Linked DNA regions of Homo sapiens: region 1 is linked to region 2. A link is an interaction called in ENCODE POLR2A ChIA-PET data of the cell type or tissue named here. Cell type or tissue: CD4-positive, alpha-beta T cell. All regions are shown on one strand. Links, peaks and the distances in the headings refer to the core of each region. The heading gives the core; the rest is flanking DNA. Region 1 overlaps WNK2 (WNK lysine deficient protein kinase 2). Region 2 overlaps CARD19 (caspase recruitment domain family member 19).

Region 1 (7,792 bases), core at 1,371-6,370, 73 kb after region 2:
CTGCAGGTGAGGGTGCCCCAGCCCGCAGGGGGCTTTCCGCAGGGTCTGTCCGCGAGTGCGTCCTTGGGCCTGTCCTTGCTCCTGCGCCTGGCCTTAAGAAGCCCTGGGGGCGGCGGGGCTCCATGTGTGTCACCCTCTGTGTGGATGGCTGGCAGGATGCATACCAGGTGTGCGGACGGCATGTGGGGCCTGGCTGTGTCCGTGCGCAGGTTGCGGTTTGTGAGTCAGCTGGTGGCGAGGGCAGGCCTCTGTTGTGCGTTTGGTGTAAGTGTGCACGCTGTGGGCGTAGAGAGGGTCCTGGAGAGTGGGCCTCGGAGGCTGTGTCTCTTAGGCTGCTGCTTCTCCAGTCCCGATGACCTACTTTAATGACCCAGGGAGTCTGGACTGTTGTGTCTTTGCAAAACAGTGTGGAGGCTTCAAGGCCCGGTGTGTGCAGTCAGAGTGTTTTGGGGGCTCTGGGCTGCCCATAAATTAGTACTTTCCTGTGTCCAGCAAGCCGTGGCTGCCCCAGCAGGGATACCTGCAGAGACTTCTTCTGACCCAGGGCCTGTGACCCAGAGGTGGTGCCTGGTAGAGCTCTGGGGACAGCTGGGCAAGGCCTGGAAGTGTGGTTAGTCGCCTCTGCTGCTCTGAGAGCTCCATTTGTTCACAAAATGGACGTGTGAGAGGTCTTAAAACCGAGTCATGCAGAATGCGTGTGGGGGTTTTTCTTGGCTGCAGAGGCTCTGGGCATGCATTTTTCATAATCCTGCCATCACCGTGGTGTCAGCCCCAGCCCTGCAAGATTATATAAACAGCCACCTTAGCTGTCCTGGGACAGCCTAGGAAGCAGAGGCCATGCCTGTCCAGGGGGTGTTTACAGGCCTCCCTCCTTGGAGGTGGGCAGCTGTCAGGCGTGAGCCAGTCTGGGAGAGTGCCGGCTGGAGGTGTAAGTGTACTCTGTTGGCCTGTAAAGTTAGCTGGCTGTCCAGTCCAGGCCTGAAACGGGGCTGGGGCTAGCTGGGGCAAGCTGTGTTCTGGGGCCGCTGGCCACACTGCGGGACTCTTGCATTTTTGACTCAGAAGTGGGATTCAATTGCTATATCCTCCGGCCCCGACAGGGTGGCCTGCGTGTGTGTGCAAGCCTGGATAATTCGGTGGGTGTCGACCTGTCGTCAGCCTTTCTCCCAAGACAAAGAGCTCCAGAGACCTGCCTCTCCACCACCCCTTGGTTCTGCCTTGGAGATGTGGCTTTTCAAGTTAGGGGTCAGTGGCATTGTGTGAGGTCCTTAGGAGGGACTGAACAGCTCCCCTCCCTCATGGTCCTGTAGGTTCTGATGGTACAGGAAAGGCAGTGGGTGGGGCAGGGGGCTGTGATCTGGGGGTCCTGGGGTGTGCTGGGCATTCCTGCTGCAAGGGAAAGCAGAGAGAAGAGAGGGCCTGAAAGGGGAGACGACTCTTGATTCTGGCGAGCGGTCTTCCTGCTCTTGCCCTTCTGACCGGAGCACCCTCAGGTGCTGCCTCTGCAGGGTGGTGGATGGAACAGGGGTGCTGCAGTAGGCTGGATTTGAGTTAGACCTCGGCAGCCAGAGCCTGCTGATCTGGCTGAGGCATCGCAGGCGCATGTGACTCTTGGAGCTTGTTAGTTCCCATTCCCTTTAAGGAAACGCAGGCGATTCTGTCTCTGGGTCTGTCCCCTGCAGGCATGGGGTGGAGCCTGGCCTCTGTCCAGGGGTCTCTTGCTCCTTGACTCTAGGTGGGAACAGCAACCGAGAGGTGCTTCTGGTCTATATGCTTTTTGTCTATATGTTGATGTTCCTTGCCAGGATGTTACTGGTGCCCCAAACTTGTGGTTTCCCTGCATCTCCCCCAAAAGAAGTACCTCCAACATTTGTCCCTAGTCGATGTGTGTCATTTGGGATCAGCTCTCTCTGTGCTGATCTGAGAGGGTTTTCCATGAGAGGGAGTCTGGACCTGCTTAGAATAGCCCCCTTTGCTGAGAACTTGGTGTGTGTTGGGGCTGTGCTGGAAGTCTCGTCATCACAAACTGTGAGGACTGAGGGGAACAACCCCCAAGGTCACCAGTGAGGAGATGGCAGGGCATTGTGGGATCAGGGGAGGAGGGCCCCTGCCTGTGTGTAGAGTGGTGTAGGCTGACTTTGTGCAGAGCTATTGGAAGGACTGATGGGACTGCCTGTGTGATGTCCTGGGTATGGGCCAGGGGCTGCTGGGCGTGTGGAACGGAAGAGGGTGGGGTGTAGGGCTGCAGGGAGATCAGGGGCTGTGGGAGGGGCGTTGGACTCTGCGAGGGGAGTGTGCTCCTGGGTGGGATGTGGGGTCAGGTCTCACTGAGCAGGGAAGGGTGACAGGTGGGTGCTCCTTCTCTAGGTGTGTTGGCTTTGTGTCGTGAGGGGCTCTCTTAGTCCACAGTGTGGAGATGCCATCCTGCACATGACCGCTAGCATTCTGGGCATGGGGAGGGTTCCTGGGAGTCACGCTTTACACTGTAGAGGGAGGGTCTAGGGGGATGTTGCCTTCAGCCAGGAGCCCTTCTTGGAATTGCTCTTGGCCTCTATCCCTTTCTTCCCCTACTCCCGCAGCACCTGCAGTCTGTCCAGGTGCCTGGGCTGTGTTCCCCTTTCTGCCCTCCACAGGCTGGGGGGCCTCCCTGGAGAACTGAGAGGCGCCAGTGGGGCTCACTTGTGTTTTTCAGGGTTCCCTGCCAGACGGGAGAAACGCCTTCATGTGGACCTAGTAAGCCTGGCTTAGAGGACATCTGATTTCCTTTGATAAATTAGTGTTGAAAGAACTCTGTAGAGAGGGTAATATTTATTTATCTCACATCGAAGGGCAGTGAGGTGTTTCACCTTCTGAATTCTCCAGATGTGCAAAGCTGGAACCTGCACTGTTTTTTGTGGGGGAAGCCATTTTAAAATACCTCCCTGTCATTCTTCTCTTGAATAAACTTTTATTCTTGGCAGCAGAACACATTATGGTAACAAGGAAGTAAAACACCAGAATCCCACCGCCTTCCTCCTTGCCCACATGTCCTGTGTTCCTGTGGTCATCTTTGGCCAGCCCTGGTTCCCCCACAGACCCCTGTACTGTCAGACAGGGTGCGGGGTAGCCTGGGGCTCCGTGTCGGCTCTGGGAGCGTCTGCCACCTGCCATAGCCGGCCCAGCTACCCTGGGGGTGCTGATCTGGGTCACTGGCCTGACCTTCTACAAGACCCTCCTCTAGGGGGTGGTGAGGCCACAATACAGCAACGGGGAGGTGCCTGGCGTGGTGCTGTGGCCACCCCTTGCTCTGCCACCTTCTGTTGGGTCAGCACAATCTTGTTCCCTTCTCCTTTTGGTGTTGAGCTTTTGTGACTTCCTTGCCCTTCTTGGCTACCCACGTTGCTGGACCAACACTGTTCCATGTGGCTCAGGGCTCCCACTCTCACTTGCTGCCACCTTTGAGCTGGCGACAGGTCCCCAGGTTGAGAAAACATAGCCAACTCAGACCCAGGGAGGCAGCCTGTTTGCCTTTCCCGGACCTTCCTGTTTCTGCTGTGTCTCCCTTGGGGACCTGGAGTAAGCTTGGTTTTCACCCCCTTTAACAACACTGACGCCTCCCTGTCAGCAACTCCCTACTTTAGGGGACACAGGATCTTAGGATCTCAGTGCCACTGCCTCTGAGCTGCTGTGGCAGGGCTGGAACCTGAGTTTCCCAAGATGGTGCTGGGGCCTGCACCCAGCATGGGGTCTTTCTACTTCATAGAGACGTACATTCCTTGATCCTCAGCTCAGAGCACTTGCTGGGCCCTGGGAGAGCGGTGGAGTCCTAAAGAGGACTAAGGGTGGGGGCGCTGCTTCTAGTTCCAGAAAGTTACAAAGTAGGTCTTGCTGCTGCTTGGTGCCACCCAGAGGGGGCAGGGCTCAAGGAACGATGTGTCCTGCCCCAGCCGGGTGTCTCAGTGTCCTGTCCATCTTCCTGGGTCTGGGAGTGGATGATGCCAGAGGAGACTCGCTGAGTATGGCCTGTGCCAAGTGGGTGGTCCCCCCACCATCCTCCAAGGACAGCCCAGCCACCCGACAGCCTCTCTCCCAGCCGCTGGCAGCCCCGCCAGTGCCAGTGCTGAGCTGGCCCGTCATCCCGTGCAGGTGGGATCCTTATCACCTTTCTAGGCAGGCGTTCTGCATGTCATGGGCCACGCAGCCTTAGGCCAGGGTTTGGGGGACTGGAGAGCCTGCGTGCTTTGCCCCGATGGCCTCTCGTTAGAGGCCCGGCTGCCAGCCTCACCTGCTTTTAGCCCTGACCCAGCTGAAATGGGGAGAAGAGGAGACGAGGGGACGAGCCAGTGCCGGGCACAGAGGAGGTGCATGGCACTCACTTACTGGGGCAAGACAATCAGAAGGCTTGACCCGATTTGGCTGGTGGTCACCCCTTTTAAAAATTCTCTGAAGTGCTTAATTTTATTGGGAGAGTTGTAATTTGAAATCAGTTGGATGCCAGCACTGAATTTGCTTTCCTGGGCGAGATGTTTTCTGCACCATGCTGACCATGGTTTTGGTTTAGCTGGCAAAAAAGGCTGGCGCTAGCTCCCTGAAAGGCCTGTGCAGACGGACTTTCCCTCCCTCCCACCGGGGCAGAAATGTGGGCGCCAAGCTCTCAGTGGTGCTTCTGCCCCCCGAGTGGTGGTGGCGAGGTGTGTGTCAGCAGCGATGACAGACAGCAGCCTGTGCAGGTCACCGTCATGGGGGACACATTGAGGCTGAGGCACCACAGCTTGTTTTCTACTAGAAGCAGGTGCTCCTGTGGCTCAGTGGTGCCGTGTGGGCGCCTGGCTGAGCTGAATCAGGACCAGGCCACCATGGGACTCGAGCGTACCTGTGCTGCTTTCTGAGCCCCAGAGGGAGGACCCCAGCACTGGCTCAGATGTGTGGAGGGCCAGCCCCCACATGCCATTTGCCATTGCAAATGATTTGATTTGCCATTGCCAAAGCTTGTGTTTTCTCATTCCTCGTCAGCATGTTAGGAGGTCTGCCAGGGCAGCTGGACATGCCCTCCCGCAGCACTGGAACCTTCCGTGGTGGCAGAAACATCCTGCCTCTGCATTTGTGTCCACAGGCCCTGCGGAGTGCCTGGGATGTGGCTGGGGCAGCTGAGGGTCAGTGTTCTTATTTTTCCTCACATTAAACGTGGACGCAAATGTCCACACGTGCCCTGGCTGCTTCACGGGTCACCCGCGTCTCCAGGCTTGATCTTGGGCCCTCCTCTAGGCGGCTGCTTTTCCAGAGGATATAACAGACCCAGGTGACCTAGAGGTGGCCACTGGGACACCAGACAGACCCAGATGGGGACAGTCTATAGACCATCTTACAGCAAGGGAGACAAAGGGGCCGGGACACATCAGGGCTGGAAGAGGCCAAGGAGGTGCAAGATGGGGCCTGCGCTGGAGACCCCCACGGAGGACTGGATTGGATTGGACTATGAGAACCTAGACTTGGTGGCAGTGCCACGACTGTGTCAGGCTCTGGGAAGCAAGTGGCCACCAAGTCCAAGACAAGCTCCAGGTCAGCGGGAAGATCTCGTGGGCCCTGAGAGTTGCATCCCCCCACCCTGTCCTGTCATTTCCGGGGACAGCTGGGGGCTTACTCTGAGGTTGCGTAAAGCTTTATTGATGGACAGCTAGCCAAAAGATAGCATCAAGAGAAGGGGAGGGAGCGGATGTTCCTGAAGGTTCCAGAGGCCTGTGCTTGGGTCTCAACAGTGCAGGCTTGTGTGTATGTTGACTCAGTGAGCATTTGTTGAACGTGTGTCCTGGTTCTAGACCTGGGGTACCATAGTGAGCAGGACAGGTCACCGCCCTGGGAGACAGAGCCTGTGAGACCTGGAAATGTATTGGGCAGGTTGGGGAGTTCTGAGCGAGGCTGGAGGAGGGGCGGGAGTGGAGTGAGGTTTTGACAGGATCTCTCTGGCCACCTTGGGGACAGTTGGGGATGAGGGTAGAGGCAGGGGACCAGCAGGGAGGTGACTGCCACTGTCTAGGTGAGAGATTACAGGGCTGGTACTGGGTGGGATAGAGGCGGGGAGGGGAGAAGCATCAGATTCTGGGTGCATTTGAAGGTGGAGAGCACAGGATTTACATCAGATCTGAAGGTAGAGAAGGTAGGAATCGTCCAGGCATGGTGACTCACGCCTGTAATCCCAGCACTTAGGTTGAGACGGGTGGATCATTTGAGGTCAAGAGTTTGAAACCAGCCTGGCCAACATGGTGAAACCTCGTCTCTACTAAAAATACAAAAAAATTAGCCAAGTATGGTGGCGGGCACCTGTAATCCCAGCTACTTGTAGGGCTGAGGCAGAAGAATCGCTTGAACCCAGGAGACAGGTTGCAGTGAGCTGAGATCGTGCCACTGCACTCCAACCTGGCGACAGAGCAAGACTCCGTCTCAAAAAAAAAAGGCCAGGCGTGGTGGCTCATGCCTGTAATCCCAGCACTTTGGGAGGCCGAGGTGGGCGGAACACGAGGTCAAGAGATTGAGGCCATCCTGGCCAACATGGTGAAACCCCGTCTGTACTAAAAATACAAAAATTAGCTGGGCGTGGTGGCAGGCACCTGTAGTCCCAGCTACTCGGGAGGCTGAGGCAAGAGAATCGCTTGAACCCAGGAGGCGGAGGTTGAGTGAGCCGAGATCGCACCACTGCACTCCAGCCCGGCGACAGAGCGAGACTCCGTCTCAAGAAAAAAAAAAAAGAGAGAGAGAGAAGGTAGGAATCATGGTGTGGCAGCAGCTTTGGGCCTGGCAGGATGTGGCTGCTGTCCTCTGAGGGGGAGGGGGAAATGTGGATTTAGGGGAAGGGCAGGCCTTGGCTTGGGACATGCTTAATCTGAGTGCTTTGTAGGTGGCCAAGGGTGGTCCTCGGGTGGAGTGGGATCTCCCAGGCTGATCCTGAGTTGGGAGCCTGGGTAGGCACCCCAGGAGTGCAGGGATGGGCCAGGACTGTGTCTCGGGGGGCCAAGAGGGAGGAGCTCATTACCCTGCCCAGAGGGGCTGCCCAGGACAGGAGGGTGCTCCAGGATGCCAGAACTGTTTCAAAACATGATTCATACAATGGGCAGCAGATTCCGAGTTTTAGGTGCTAAGACAAAATTGGGAACTGTGCTGCACCTTAAAGACAACTGTCCCTTCCCTTGGGAGTTACCCTTCTTCCCACCCCTGGGCCCTGCTGGCCACCATGAGTCCACGGTTTGGGTGGAGCTGGCCAGTGGTCCTGGGCTGGCTGGACTTGCCCCTCACCTTCCAGGACAGCTGGGAGCTGCAGCCCTTCTATGCCCATAGTCATCTTGTAGGTGTCTCTCAGGGCCTGTGGCTTGGGTCTGGCTTCAGGCTGCAGCTGGAAGACACCCAAGGTGATGGCATGGAGCTTTAGGTCACCTCGTTGATGGAGAAGAACTTGACCTGGCCCAGCAGGGGTTTGGGCCGTGTGTCTGGGTCTCCCTTGTGGTCCGTCCTGGCTGTGCAGCCGTGATGGGGCATCAGCATCTGCTTGCTGTGGTGGGAAGGGGGGTTTGGGAGCCTCAAAGCCAGGAAGGACGTCGCCCCAAAGGTCCCAGCCGCACTGCCCTGGTGCATACAAAATACCCCAGGGGTAGGAGGGCCCTGCCATGTTCCCAGTGCGTGGCCATGGGAGGGCACCTGTTTCTGCGAGCCTCGGTTTACCCTTTTGTGCAGTGTGGATGGTGTTAGCTGCCCTTCATGGCTGGGGGCTCTATTGAGAGAAATGTGTTTCACCTGAGCACACAGGGGCCTCAGGTCAACCTCT
Region 2 (6,987 bases), core at 1,385-6,384:
GACACAGGCACACATGGCAGGACTCAAAGGCCCGTGGGTCACTCGGGTGGGAGCTGGGGGCTCTGGAATCTGCCCTAATTCTTGTCTTTTCAACTCAAGCCGAGACCATGACCGGGAGGGAGCACCCTGTCCCAGTGCCTGTTCCCACCCACCCCCGCAGGAGGGATGGAAACACAGAATTCACCTCTGGGACTGGTTCTTGAGCTTTTGCCTCCCCTTTTGTCTTCTAGACCCCAAGGGCCTGCCAGGGACCCGGCGCGTCCTCGGTTTCTCGCCTGTCATCATCGACAGACATGTCAGCCGCTACCTGCTGGCCTTCCTGGCAGATGACCTAGGGGGGCTCTGACAGACCCTGGACCCAGGGCCTCACCTGCCACTCAACCAAAGAGTCCTCGAGCCGGCCCGCCAAGGGGACTGCTGCTTCTTTTTCTAAATGCATATTTTTCATTATTTATAATTTGTGTAAAAAACACACCTTCACCTTACAAGGTGCTGACCATATTAAATGTTCAGGTTCTCTCAGCCTGCCTCGTTCCTCAGTCTCAGGGGTGTTTCAGAGATGACTGCAGCTATGGCTGCTCCAGCTGGGGCTGGCCCTGGTATTCCCAGCATCCCCACATCCAGCTGCTGGCACAGACCCCCCAGACAGGACGCCCTCCACATGGACTCACCTGCCTCGGATAAGCCGCCAGGCACTGCCTCCCCACCTCAGATGTTCCCCACACTGCCCCCTCCTCACACCTCATGTGCCACACACACACACACACACACACACACACACACACACACACACACCCACTCCCCCCACCCCAGCTGCTGAGCCTGGACCGGACACCTGATTCCCTCCCCTTGTCAGCTCCTCCCCCAAGCCTTTTTGTGGGGAAACGAGAATATTTGTCAACCCACAGAATCATCATGAGTTTGCATTTTCCAGGGGGTTTCTGGAGGCACCCAGGCTTTGCCCCAGAAGGTGCTGGGAACCCCTAATGCTGGGGCGATGCCACTGGCAGGGCGAGGCTATGGGCGCAGCTCCTGGAGGGACCCTGCTCAGTCGCAGGGTCCCAGCGCACATGACAGTGGGAACCAGGCTGCCGGTGGAGTATGGAGCTCCAGGACATGACATCCCATTACCATGCAGCCCTGCTGCTTGGGTCATCACAGTGCCTGCCCCTTCAGGGAACTGAGGGCCAGGGGCAAGGAAAGCCAGTGCCTCAGAGCCCTCCCACCTGCCAGGCTGCCATGCGCCCACTGAGTGGGGTGGCCGGGGGACAGCCCTAGCTGCCCTCTCCCTCCTCCACCCTGAGCCATGGGGCCAGGGCCTGTGCTCCAGTCTCAGCCCCTTTGCCCACCTGTGAAATGGGATCCCTCCCTCGGGACTCCTCCTTGAGCCTGCGCTCTGTCACAGCACCCCCTCCCCCTCAGAAATCCTTTTAGGAATTTACCACCTTGCTACAGATGCCTTTAATGCCTGGGTAAAGGAGACACACTTAGTGAAGGTGACAGGTGTCTGGGTGAAGGGTGTAGACAGGTGTGACTTGCCCCTGGAGGGTGAAGGAGGGGTCTCCAGGGACAGTAACATTCTATGACTGCGTCAGCTGAAGGTAGGAAACCTCCGAGGCAGGCAGGGCACAGGCCAGTGTGTGGCCTGGGCAAGTCCTAGGTGGCCCCACCTGAGGCCGTGGAGGACACACGCACCTCCTCAGGGCTGCCTGACATGACCTGAGGCCCTGACTCCCCAGGCCGCTTGGGCAGGGTGTCATTCCTCAGTGAGGGGCTGCCTGGCCCGAGGACTGCTGACTCCCCTGTCCATCTGTGTGCACCCACCGCCCTCCCCCGAGGCCCATGTCAGCCAGGTCCTGAGCCCCACTGTCCTTGGACTGCCCTCCCAGCGCCCAGCTACCCCCAGCTCCATCCCTGACCAACTGGACTCAAGCCTGGGGCTGAGTCTGTGACATCCTCGACCACCAGCCAGGCCTACTCTTGCATCTGCCGCCTCCCGCCTGGTGGTTGCCCCACCCTTTGAGGCTGGAACCTGGAGGAGGGAGAATGATAAGCGCCCATGTCTGTGCCTCAGCCGCCCATCAGGCCCAGCTCTGCTAACCACCGGGCCAACCAGTTCCTGTGACCAGCAGTGAACTAGGTCCCCAGGGGAGGGGAAGGCACCCTTGGGCACGTGAGGCCCTCCTGGCTGCCCTGAGTCCCCGCTTCCACACTACACCCACAGATGGCCGTGTCCTGCGCCTCCACACCTGTGCTGCAGGTGTTCAGGCAAAAACCGTGCTGCTCCCTCGGCTTGGGACTCCTTACCAGCCCCTCTCATCAACTCATCCTTCAGGAATGCCACTTCCTCCAGGAAGCCCTCATGATACCCCAGTAAGAAGAGCAGTTTCCTCCAAGCTACCACACCTGAACATGGGATGCTGTTCTGACATCCAGAACTGTGCAGGAGCTGGTAGGAGATGCTGGGGTCGAGGGAACTCCCATTACCAAAGCTTTGGTGTGAGGGAGGGGTTGTGGGAGAGCTGGAGGTGAAATGCAGAGGGTTGTGAGGGAGAGTGAGTGAAGGAAAGAGGGGTAGTGAGGAAGGGGGTGTGGATGAGGGAGGGAGATGAAGGAAGGGGAATGAGGGGGTGTGTGAGGTAGGTGAGGAAGGAGATGAGGGAGGGGGTGAGGTAGGGGTGAGGGAGGGGGGTGAATGAGGGGTGAGGGAGGGGTGAGGGAGGGGTGAGGGAGAGGTGAGGGAGGGGTGAGGGGGGTGAAGGAGGTAGGTGAAAGGGTGTGAGGGAGAGGTGAGGGAAGGAGTTGGGGGGAGGGAGGGGTGAGAGAGGGAGTGAGGGAGAAGGTGAGGAGGGGTGAGAGAGGGTTAGGGAGAGGTAAGGGAGGGGTAAGGGAGGGGGTGAGGGAGGAGGTAAGGGAGGTGATGAGGGAGGAGTGAGGGAGGGGATGAGGGAGGAGTGAGGGAGGGGATAAGGGAGGGGTGAGAGAGGGGGTGAAGGAGGAGTGAGGGAGGGGTGAGGGAGGGGGTGAGGGAGGGTTGAGGGGGTGAGAGACGGGTGAAGGAGGGAGGGGGTGAGGGAGGGGTGGGGGTGAGAGACGGGTGAAGGAGGGAGGTGGAAGTGGGTGAGGGAGAGGTGAGGGAAGGAGTTGAGGGAGGAGAGAGAGAGTGAAGGAGAGGGTGAAGGAGAGTGAAGGAGGGCATGGGGGGGTGAGGGAGGGGTGAAGGAGGGAGGTGACGGGGTGAGGGAGAGGTGAGGGAAGGAATTGAGGGAGGAGGGAGGGAGGGAGGGGTGAGGGTGGGGGTGAGGAAGGGGTGAGGGAGGGGTGTTGGGGGACCTAGTATGGAACCCAGGAGTATATTTGTCACAGGTCAGCAAGGACACAGGGCACTTGAGCTCAGAGGCCGGAAGTATAGCTGGTCTTGCACAATCCACGGTACCGGTCTGGGAGAAATGACCCTGCTGACTACAAACACAGGCTGGGTTTTGGGGGTGCTGACGCAGCTTTGTTGTGCTGCTGCTTCCAGTTCTGCCGGCTCAGTGCCTTGTGACCGGGGCCGGTGGCTCCTCCATAGAGGGCTCACAGGGGTCCTGCCCACTCAGTGCCTCTCACACCTCTGCACAAACCCTGGGTCTCAGCAGCCACAGGGTTCTGGCCTTCCTTGGGTGAGCCTGGACACCCACCCTCATGCAGACAGGTTCAGAATCTGGGAGGGGGTCCAGCCTCTTGTGCGCCCTACTGTCCCCCACACCTGAGGGGCACTCGGGAGACAGAGTACTGGGGGCATGCTGTTGTCACCACGGCCTGCTGGGGTCATGTCACAGCTCAGAGCCTTGGTCCCCCCAGCTGTAACGTTAGCATGAGAATGGGGACTCTGGCAGTCGAGGAACACCCACCCTCCCGCAGCCTGGCTGGGCAAGTGCTGGATGGGGGTTGCAGTGGGACCCCAAATCTTGATCAGATCTGGGGAGGGGACCCTAGCACTACCTTGCAGGGGGGTGAGGGACCAGGGGTGGGTCTCCACAGACCCTACTGCAGCCACAGGTTTGGAGGGAGTGGGCTACACTGGCCTAAAACTGGCCTGAAGACAGCTGGTGGGAGAACCCGGCTGTTCACTGGCTGGAAGGACGAGGACGTGCTGGGCTGGGGGCCACAGAGGCTGCAGCTGGTGGGGCAGCTTCCTGCGGTCACAACAGGTCAACAGCACCTGGAGTTAGTGTTTCCTCTAAAGTAAAGTATTTGAGAGAAAGAGAAGAAAAATATGAAAGCATTCAGACCTCTAATTTATTATTATTATTTTTTGAGACGGAGTCTGGCTCTTGTCGCCCAGGCTGGAGTACAGTGGGGCGATCTTGGCTCATGCAAGCTCCGCCTCCCAGGTTCACGCCATTCTCCTGCCTCAGCCTCCCGAGTAGCTGGGACTACAGGCACCTGCCACCACGGCCAGCTAATTTTTTTTTTTTTTGTATTTTTAGTAAAGAAGGGGTTTCACTGTGTTAGCCAGGATGGTCTCGATCTCCTGACCTAGTGATCCGCGCGTCTCAGCCTCCCAAAATGGTGGGATTACAGGCATGAGCCACTGCACCCGGCCCCTTTTTTTTTTTGAGTCTTGCCCTGTCTCCCAGGCTGGAGTGCAGTGGTGCGATCTTGGCTCACTGCAACCTTCACCTCCCAGGTTCAAATGATTCTCCTGCCTCCGCTTCCTGAGTAGCTGGGATTACAGGCGCCCACCACCACACCCGGCTTATTTTTGTATTTTAATAGAGACAGGGGTTTCACCATGTTGGCGAGGCTGGTCTCGAACTCCTGACCTCGTGATCTGCCCACTTTGGCGTCCCAAAGTGCTGGGATTACAGGCATGAGCCACCGTGCCTGACCTTTTTTTTTTTTTTTTTGATACAGAAATCTCTCACTCTGTTGCCAAGGCTGCAGTGCAGTGGTGCGATCTCAGTTTGCTGCAACCTGCACCTCCCGGGTTCAAGCAATTCTCGTGCCTCAGCCTCCTGAGTAGCTGGGATTACAGGCATGTGCCACCGTGCCCAGCTAATTTTTTTGTAGTTTTAGTAGAGACAGGGTTTTGCCATGTTGTCCAGGCTGGTCATGAACTCCTGAGCTCAGGTGATCCACCTGTCTAGGCATCCCAAAGTGCTAGGATTACAGGCGTGAGCCACCATGCTGGGCCCAGTCCTATGATTGTTAAGAATAATGCAGTGCCAAAAAAAAAAAAAAAAAAAGAATAATGCAGTGAAGAAACAGGCACTCCACTCTGATTGAACACAGGTGGAAGAGGAGGCCCTAGGAAATGGAGGGGAGGGCTGGGCGTAGGGTGTGGCGTGGGTTCTGTCACAAATGGCCAATACACCCAGAATCAGGTGCTCCTCCCTGCCTGGCCGTACCAGGCCTGGGCCCAGCACCTTGAATGGAGGTCCAGTTGCCTCCCCACTCATCTGACATGAGCTGCCCTCATCCTTACTCTGCACATGGGAATGAATGGGCCAGGTCCTTCAAGGATGAACCAGATAGAAAGCACTGCCCTGGGAGAGGGAGCCTGTAGATCCAACAAGACTTAGAAGACACTTCCAGTGCTTTTAGGTGGGCAGGAATAAGCAGTGTCAAGGACACGCACAGGGCACCTAAGCCATGAAGAGACCTGAGCAAGGGATCCCTGTAAGGGAGTGAGGGGCCGAGACTGGGCTTCGGGCTGGCACAGCGGTACCTCTTCACCTTGGAACAACCCACTGAGATCTATGCCTGCCTTCACATCTATCTTCTATCCGTCATCTATCAAGCTATCCATATGTCATCTATTTCTCATCTATCAGTCAATCTTTTCATCTTTTACTCTTTTCCATCAAATACAACAGCTTCTATCAATCATCTCTATCTAATCATCCATCTGACCATCCAGCATCTATCATCTATTATCTATCTAATCTATCTAATCATCTAATCTATCTGACCATCCATCCATCATCCGTCCGTCCGTCTGTTCATCCATCCATCCATCCACCCACGTATCTACCATCTATCAATCTATCTAATAATCTCTCTGTTATAGGAAAGAGGTTAGGAAACCCTCCCATCACACTCTGCCCAGTTGGTCATCTCCAGCTCTATGCGACTGCCCCTACCTGCCCCCGCACCTCACTGCTTCCCCAACACCAGCCCAGCTCACAGGACTTGTGCAAAGGCTTCCTTGCCCTCAAACCTTCTTCCCAGACTTCTGCATGGCCCCTCGCCATCATCCCAGGTCACCTACTGACCTCCCTGCCCATTCCTCCTGAGCTCCCTGTGTGTCCCTCCATGTCCCCCCCCACCACCCAACTTCGTGGGTGCATCTTGTTCACTTTCCAGGTCCCCCGTGAGAACAGAGCTGAATCCACGGGCAGGACTGGCTGGAGTGGATACATCAGGTCCCAGGACCCCATAGGCGCTGTCAAACCTTCCCAGAAGGTAGCTTGGCTCTGAGCAGCTCCTGGGCCTGTTTTTTGTCTGTCCCTTGGCTGCTGTGACACATGCACAGGGCCTAGCACATACAGGCAAGTGAGTGGGTTCTGCCCCAGACATTTACTGAGCACCTACTATATGCTGGACAGTGCTGAGGACACAGGCTGCAGATAGGTGATGGCATCTGGTAGGAGAGCCAGGTCAGACAAAGGATCCTTAAGTAGGAGAAGCACAGACAGGGATGCGGGTGCCAAGCCATGCCCCCAGCTCCAGCAGAGCCCCTTGGCCCTCAGGAGACCCAGCAGGCAGAACACTCATTCTCGGAGTGCCTGCCCTGGACTTGGGCTGGACTCAGACTCCAGCTCCAGGGGAGAGTCCACCTGGCCGCACTGTCTCTGGCAACATGGACAGTGACTCCATCCCAAGGCACCAGAGCATAAATTGTAATGGGGCCAAGACAGTGATCAGGGAGGGGCGGCATCAGACTGGTCAGGACGGCCTCTGGAGTAACCTTAGAGCTAAGCCCCGGCCAGCCGACGGGGG

What was found. Peaks named below come from ENCODE experiments on the same cell type or tissue, not always from the same donor. Only the 100,000 strongest peaks of a DNase experiment are listed, where the experiment ranks them.
Region 1: POLR2A ChIA-PET joins it to region 2 with 10 read pairs; 3 of 35 experiments call an interaction of 5 or more read pairs at or near these places.

What each region holds. Positions count from the first base shown.
Region 1 is chr9:93,185,605-93,193,396 of GRCh38, forward strand. It overlaps WNK2 (WNK lysine deficient protein kinase 2), which reads left to right. Exons shown (of 30, transcript NM_006648.4): 2 at 1-6. Among named protein-coding and RNA genes, the nearest start is that of WNK2, 5.4 kb to the left of the region's middle. RefSeq lists enhancers at 573-1,538, 3,640-4,573, 3,798-3,967, a cis regulatory region at 3,883 and a silencer at 7,410-7,628. In CD4-positive, alpha-beta T cell, for the core only: no CTCF peak of the experiment used is centred there; no DNase peak of the experiment used is centred there; H3K27me3 peaks cover 261 bases.
Region 2 is chr9:93,112,762-93,119,748 of GRCh38, forward strand. It overlaps CARD19 (caspase recruitment domain family member 19), which reads left to right. Exons shown (of 6, transcript NM_032310.5): 6 at 231-522. The coding sequence ends at 346. Among named protein-coding and RNA genes, the nearest start is that of NINJ1, 18 kb to the right of the region's middle. RefSeq lists enhancers at 640-1,588, 1,589-2,536, 6,622-6,987. In CD4-positive, alpha-beta T cell, for the core only: no CTCF peak of the experiment used is centred there; DNase peaks (open chromatin) are centred at 3,049 and 3,460.